Regions from separate parts of the Homo sapiens genome. Here region 1 is linked to region 2. The links are chromatin contacts, found by Hi-C in ENCODE. All regions are on one chromosome and are shown on one strand. The core of a region is the stretch at or near the end of the contact, and the rest is flanking DNA. Distances in the headings are between cores, read along the strand shown. Region 1 holds the start of HPRT1 (hypoxanthine phosphoribosyltransferase 1). Region 2 holds the start of RAP2C (RAP2C, member of RAS oncogene family).

The links. A loop is a pair of places that touch in the nucleus more often than their neighbours do. Pooled maps may share reads with other maps.
Region 1: a loop to region 2 is called in a pooled map, with 9 times the contacts of the local background. The contact joins the promoter of HPRT1 here to the promoter of RAP2C in region 2. A Hi-C loop is called at or near these places in 1 of 37 single-sample maps with no recorded cell type and 10 of 50 pooled maps.

What each region holds. Positions count from the first base shown.
Region 1 is chrX:134,458,592-134,461,933 of GRCh38, forward strand. It overlaps HPRT1 (hypoxanthine phosphoribosyltransferase 1), which reads left to right and starts at 1,574. Exons shown (of 9, transcript NM_000194.3): 1 at 1,574-1,747. The coding sequence starts at 1,721. RefSeq lists silencers at 1,446-1,565, 1,666-1,845.
Region 2 is chrX:132,217,951-132,221,506 of GRCh38, forward strand. It overlaps RAP2C (RAP2C, member of RAS oncogene family), which reads right to left and starts at 1,497. Exons shown (of 6, transcript NM_001271186.2): 1 at 1,420-1,497; 2 at 282-391; 3 at 1-62. It overlaps RAP2C-AS1 (RAP2C antisense RNA 1), which reads left to right and starts at 557. Exons shown (of 3, transcript NR_110410.1): 1 at 557-887. RefSeq lists enhancers at 1,419-1,488, 1,819-1,868.

The DNA.
Region 1 (3,342 bases), core at 324-2,823, 2.2 Mb after region 2:
GTGGCAAATACTATATGAGGTACTTTACATAAATGATTTTTAGAATTCTCGTAAAACTCTTCATGGCAGTAGTTATTATTCTCTCTCTCTCTCTTTTTCTTTTTTCTTGAGACAGGATATTTCTCTGTTGCCCAGGCTGGAGTGCAGTGGCACAGTCTTGGCTCACTGCAGCCTGGACCTCCTGGGCTCAAGCCATCCTCCCACCTCAGCCTCCCAAGTAGCTGGGGCTACAGGCACATGGCCACCAGGCCCAGATAATTTTTCATTTTTGTAGAGACTGAGTCTCACCATGTTACCCAGGTTTATTATTCTCATTTTTTAGATGAAGAGACTGAGGTCCAGAGAAGCTCAATGACTTGCCTAGTTTTACAAATCTCCTGCCATCACATACCCCTCAGCGTCCTTAATAAGAGGGAGGCCACCAACTATGTGCTGGGCACTGTGGTGGATGCTGGAGCTATAGGGTTGAGTATATAAGAAATGGTGTTGCTGGAGCAACTGTTGCTTGCTTACCTGACCTATCTGAGAATTAATTAGCAGGGGAACATATTTTTGTTTTCAGATTCAATATAAGAACTTGTGTGGGCAAAAATAAAGATCAGTAGTAATAACAGTAGTTCCCATTTGCTGACTGTACTGTCCTAAGTGCATATATATATACATACACACACGCATACCTATACTCCTCTAATACTCAAAATGATCCTGTTTATGTATTGTTAATATGCTCATTTTATTTTTAAATTTTTATTTATTTTTATTTTTATTTATTTTTGAGACGGAGTCTCATTCTGTCGCGGAGGCTGAAGTGCAGTGGTGCGATCTCAGCTCAGTGCGACCTCCGCCTCCCGGGTTCAAGTGATTCTCCTGCCTCAGCCTCCGGACTAGCTGGGATTACAGGCGCCCGCCTCCACGCCCAGCTAATTTTTGTATTTTTAGTAGAGATGGGGTTTCGCCATGTTGGCCAGGCTGGTCTCGTACTCCTGACCTTGAGTGATCCACCTGCCTCGGCCTCCCAAAGTGCTGGGATTACAGGCATGAGCCACCGCGCCGGGCTAATATGCTCATTTTAGTGAGGCAAAAATAGAGGCTCAGAGTCTGATTTGTACAAAACTACAGAGCAGTTAAGTGTCCTCTCAGATGTGTACCCTGATCTGGGTGACTCTAGGACTCTAGGTCTCAACTGTTACAACCAGTTAAGGGTTTGGGGAAGCACTGGGCCAAGAGTCAGGAAAATGGAAGCCACAGGTAGTGCAAGGTCTTGGGAATGGGACGTCTGGTCCAAGGATTCACGCGATGACTGGAACCCGAAGAGCCGGGGCCCGGTTTACGGCCGCCATGAAGCAACGCGCGCCGGTAGGTTTGGGAATCAGGGAGCCCTCTGAATAGGAGACTGAGTTGGGAGGGAAAGGGGCTTCGCTGGGGGAGCCTCGGCTTCTTCTGGGAGAAAATTCCCACGGCTACCTAGTGAGCCTGCAAACTGGTAGGCGCCGGCGTAGGCGCGCGGGCGGGGCCGGGGGCGGGGCCTGCGGGGCGTGGCGGGGCGGGCAGAGGGCGGGGCCTGCTTCTCCTCAGCTTCAGGCGGCTGCGACGAGCCCTCAGGCGAACCTCTCGGCTTTCCCGCGCGGCGCCGCCTCTTGCTGCGCCTCCGCCTCCTCCTCTGCTCCGCCACCGGCTTCCTCCTCCTGAGCAGTCAGCCCGCGCGCCGGCCGGCTCCGTTATGGCGACCCGCAGCCCTGGCGTCGTGGTGAGCAGCTCGGCCTGCCGGCCCTGGCCGGTTCAGGCCCACGCGGCAGGTGGCGGCCGGGCCCTGAGGCGCGGGATCCGCAGTGCGGGCTCGGGCGGCCGGGCCCAGGGAACCCCGCAGGCGGGGGCGGCCAGTTTCCCGGGTTCGGCTTTACGTCACGCGAGGGCGGCAGGGAGGACGGAATGGCGGGGTTTGGGGTGGGTCCCTCCTCGGGGGAGCCCTGGGAAAAGAGGACTGCGTGTGGGAAGAGAAGGTGGAAATGGCGTTTTGGTTGACATGTGCCGCCTGCGAGCGTGCTGCGGGGAGGGGCCGAGGGCAGATTCGGGAATGATGGCGCGGGGTGGGGGCGTGGGGGCTTTCTCGGGAGAGGCCCTTCCCTGGAAGTTTGGGGTGCGATGGTGAGGTTCTCGGGGCACCTCTGGAGGGGCCTCGGCACGGAAAGCGACCACCTGGGAGGGCGTGTGGGGACCAGGTTTTGCCTTTAGTTTTGCACACACTGTAGTTCATCTTTATGGAGATGCTCATGGCCTCATTGAAGCCCCACTACAGCTCTGGTAGCGGTAACCATGCGTATTTGACACACGAAGGAACTAGGGAAAAGGCATTAGGTCATTTCAAGCCGAAATTCACATGTGCTAGAATCCAGATTCCATGCTGACCGATGCCCCAGGATATAGAAAATGAGAATCTGGTCCTTACCTTCAAGAACATTCTTAACCGTAATCAGCCTCTGGTATCTTAGCTCCACCCTCACTGGTTTTTTCTTGTTTGTTGAACCGGCCAAGCTGCTGGCCTCCCTCCTCAACCGTTCTGATCATGCTTGCTAAAATAGTCAAAACCCCGGCCAGTTAAATATGCTTTAGCCTGCTTTATTATGATTATTTTTGTTGTTTTGGCAATGACCTGGTTACCTGTTGTTTCTCCCACTAAAACTTTTTAAGGGCAGGAATCACCGCCGTAACTCTAGCACTTAGCACAGTACTTGGCTTGTAAGAGGTCCTCGATGATGGTTTGTTGAATGAATACATTAAATAATTAACCACTTGAACCCTAAGAAAGAAGCGATTCTATTTCATATTAGGCATTGTAATGACTTAAGGTAAAGAGCAGTGCTATTAACGGAGTCTAACTGGGAATCCAGCTTGTTTGGGCTATTTACTAGTTGTGTGGCTGTGGGCAACTTACTTCACCTCTCTGGGCTTAAGTCATTTTATGTATATCTGAGGTGCTGGCTACCTCTTGGAGTTATTGAGAGGATTATAAGACAGTCTATGTGAATCAGCAACCCTTGCATGGCCCCTGGCGGGGAACAGTAATAATAGCCATCATCATGTTTACTTACATAGTCCTAATTAGTCTTCAAAACAGCCCTGTAGCAATGGTATGATTATTACCATTTTACAGATGAGGAACCTTTGAAGCCTCAGAGAGGCTAACAGACATACCCTAGGTCATACAGTTATTAAGAGAAGGAGCTCTGTCTCGAACCTAGCTCTCTCTCTCTCGAGTAATACCAGTTAAAAAATAGGCTACAAATAGGTACTCAAAAAAATGGTAGTGGCTGTTGTTTTTATTCAGTTGCTGAGGAAAAAATG
Region 2 (3,556 bases), core at 247-2,746:
TCTGTCACGCCAAGGCCATGGCCACCCGCTGGCTCCTCTGTCTCTCCGCTGCCCCAGCGCTGCTGCTCGCCGCGGGGAAAGAAGCGGGGGCCTTCCGCGGCGGCCGCAGGGACTCCAGGCGAACCCACCTCTTTTTTTTCTCACCCACCCCCCACCCCCACCCCCACCCCCACCCCCACCCCCACCAAGCACACACCCGGAAGGGTTTCCCTGACACACTGGCTGAGGTGCCCCAGTTCCCCGAGACTGGACGGGATCACTTCCGGTGGGGAAAGTCCCACCTCTTCGGGGCGAGCCGGGTGGCGCTGGAGCCGCGCCCTGCTGAGCGAGCGAGCCGGCCGGGGACGGTTTCGGGTCGGGACTCCGGCTTCGGGAACGGGCCTCTGGAAACCTGCGACGTCAGTCCTTACCCGCCCGCGGCTGCCGCGGACCGTCCCACCCCCAAACCCGTAGAAGCCCCTCCGACCTGCAACCTCCAGCCGCCCGGCCCTAGGACTTGAGCGGCTCCCTGGCCGGTGCGGAACCTGCGGGCTAATAATCTAGCGACCGGGAGAACGCCAAACATCCCTGGACTAGAAGTTGCAGGGGAAATCAAACAGCCCAGAAAGTTTATTCTCCTTGCTGGTATTTCTTCCACTTGCTATTTTGCTGAGAGATGCATGCAAACTACCCTTAGACTTTCAGATGCAGTGCGTTTTACTTAGCCGTGCCTGACAAACACACAGAACTTTTACCGTCTGGTAGATCCGCCTTGACTTTACCAGCGAATACTAAAGTCACTTAAAAAAAAATCACAAGGCTCGAAAACAGCAGCATTAGAAGTAGACTTTATGGTACTCTGCTCAGCTATGTTCTCATTTGATTCCAACCACTACACGGCAGAAAAGGTAACCAATATTCAAGAAAGATTTGATTGGAAACGGTTTAGGCCTAAAGACTAATTTATTTTAATCGTTGATTATGTATAACAATTTGCTTGGCTGGCTCTTACATGCTGAAGTTTTGTTTTAAAGGCCATCCTATGTAGTCTTTGAAATTCAAAAGCAAGTAGTAACTCTGGTGTTAGATTCTAAGTTTCTATTTTTAGATAAAATTGTTACTTCCGACTATCTTTCCCTTTGCTAGCTTTCTATTTGTAAACTTTGTGTCGGATCCACAGAGCCCCAGGGCCAGGAGTCTAGGCTGTATTTTAGGTGTGTCACTTTCTTTTCAATTCAAGCATGTACCCAGAAACCTGCGAGACTCAGTGGCCAGCCTAGCAAAAATGACTCCAAATTCCCTTACTTACAAGCCCTAAATGGCCAAACTCTATAAAGAGATTTATTACTCAGCCTAAATTGTTGGACATTAGAACACAGGCGAATCATAGTAGTGTGAGGTCCCACTGTCCCTCCCTGAGTATTCCCCAATGTCACTTACAGTCTTCAAAGGAGAGTTTAGTTCAATTTCTCCTTGACCTCAGGCCGGTGCCATCTCTCCAGCGAAGTCCCCAGCTCTGGCTCCAGCTGGCCTGGGCCCTGTGTCGTATCAGAGGCACTGCCCTCTGCTGGAAGGGGTTTGGTCTGTGAGTTATGAGTTTCCCCACAGGTCACTGCTCCTTTCACACGTGCTGTTGCCTGATTTGGAGCTCTGCTGCTCATCTCCCTGCCTAGCTGTCTCCAGACTGTCTGGTGGGATTCACAGCCCTCCACCAGCCGTGCTTGTAACTGAGTCTGGAAATTCCTCTTCTGATCCAGCCAGTGTTGAGCAATCGTGGCAAGTCTTTGCTCTATTACTAAACTGTCAAAGCAAGGAGTTCTTTTTCAGGTCATCCCACCTGTTGGCAATTCTAATATCTCTGAATGTGTTGGTCATGCTTAGGAGAGAGTTCTTTGTTTCTCCACGCAGTGAAACATACTCCTCCCCTCAGTACAGCGTCCTGTGGGGTCACTCTCGTCAACTACAGTGGACAAATATTACACTCAGTCTAAAGATCCTTCTAAACTTTCTTAGGAAGGGTATTCATTACAGCATTGATTAGGAAATCAAACAATTGGAAGAAGCTTAAATGTCCTTCAGTAGGTGATTTTTAAAAGTTTCATAGCTCTCTATATCTATTATCTATCATCTATCTATCTATCTACCAACCTACCTACCTACCTATCTGTATTCACAGAATAGGATATTATGCAGCTACTTTAAAAGAGAAAAGCAGATTTGTAAGTGTTTATATAAAAAGATGGCCAAGATATATTGTAGGGCTGAAAAAGCAAGATACTGAACAAATGTCTAGTTGCTACTGTTTATGTAAAACGCAGGTGTGTAATAGTTACATAGCCATTCAAATCTGAAACAAAGTAATTATGGGTGAGGACTATTATGAAATGGCTTTTATTTCTCCATATTTTAATTTATAAACAATAATTGGGAAAAAGGAAGTAAATATAACTTTATAATATTTTTAAAGGAGGAACAAAAGAAAGTTGTTGATCTTGGTTTTGTAAAAAAAAAAAAAAAAAATCCTGACTGTCTAGGGGTCAGTGGACAGGTCCGCCCAATTTAAACAAATTCCCTACCCTTGCTTGCCCTCCCCAAACATCTCTATACTTAGAAAAGTATTTTCACATACATTATCTCATTAGACTCCTGTTGTTTGCTAGTGTACTCTCATTAAGCAATGAGGGTATAAAGAGCAAGCAGAAGAGTGCGGCCTGGCAGTTGAGAGCTAAGGCTCTGAAATGAGACAGAGGTGCATTAAAATTGCAGCTCCGCCACATTCTAGCTCTGTGTCCCCAAGCAAGTGATTTCACTTGTCTGAGCCTCTAACTCCTCACTTGTAAAAAGGAGATAAGAAGTTAACGTGAAAATGTAATGAGGTATTACAGGTAAAGTGCTTAGCACAGTCCCTTGCACATTATAAAGCCTCAATAAATGCTATTTGGTTTTTATTTAAAAGATTTAATGAATTGTTAATTTTTAAAAAATAGCAAACATGGGGGTAACAAAATTTTAAAAGCTCAAATATCTGCAAGTGGCACGAAAATAATAATTCAGTTACTCTTCACAAAGATATTTATTGTTAAAAGCTTCTTATGTTTTTCAGGGGGGAACATTATTCATATGTCAGTGTATCAATCTACCTTCTATATATATTTTTAAAAATTACTGTACTACAAAAGTAATCAACTGTACACACTATTTTTTACCTTGCTTTTTAAACTTTAATTAATTAATTTTTTTAAGACAGTGTCTCCCTCTGTTACCCAAGCTGGAGGGCAGTAGCATGATCATAGCTCACTGCAGCCTCAACCTCCTGGACTCAAGGGATCCTCCCACCTCAGCCTCCCGAGTAGCTAGGACTACAGGTACATGCCACCACACACAGCTAATTTAATTTAATTTAATTTTTTTGGTAGAGATGGAGTCTTACTATGTTGCCCATGGTGGTCTCCAACTCCTGAGCTCAAGGGATCCTCCCGACTTGGCCTCCCAAAGTGCTGGGATTAAAGGCATGAGCCACCATGTCTGGCCTTCTTAATTTTTATTTCATGGCTGTATCATAAGCTAATTAGCCAGC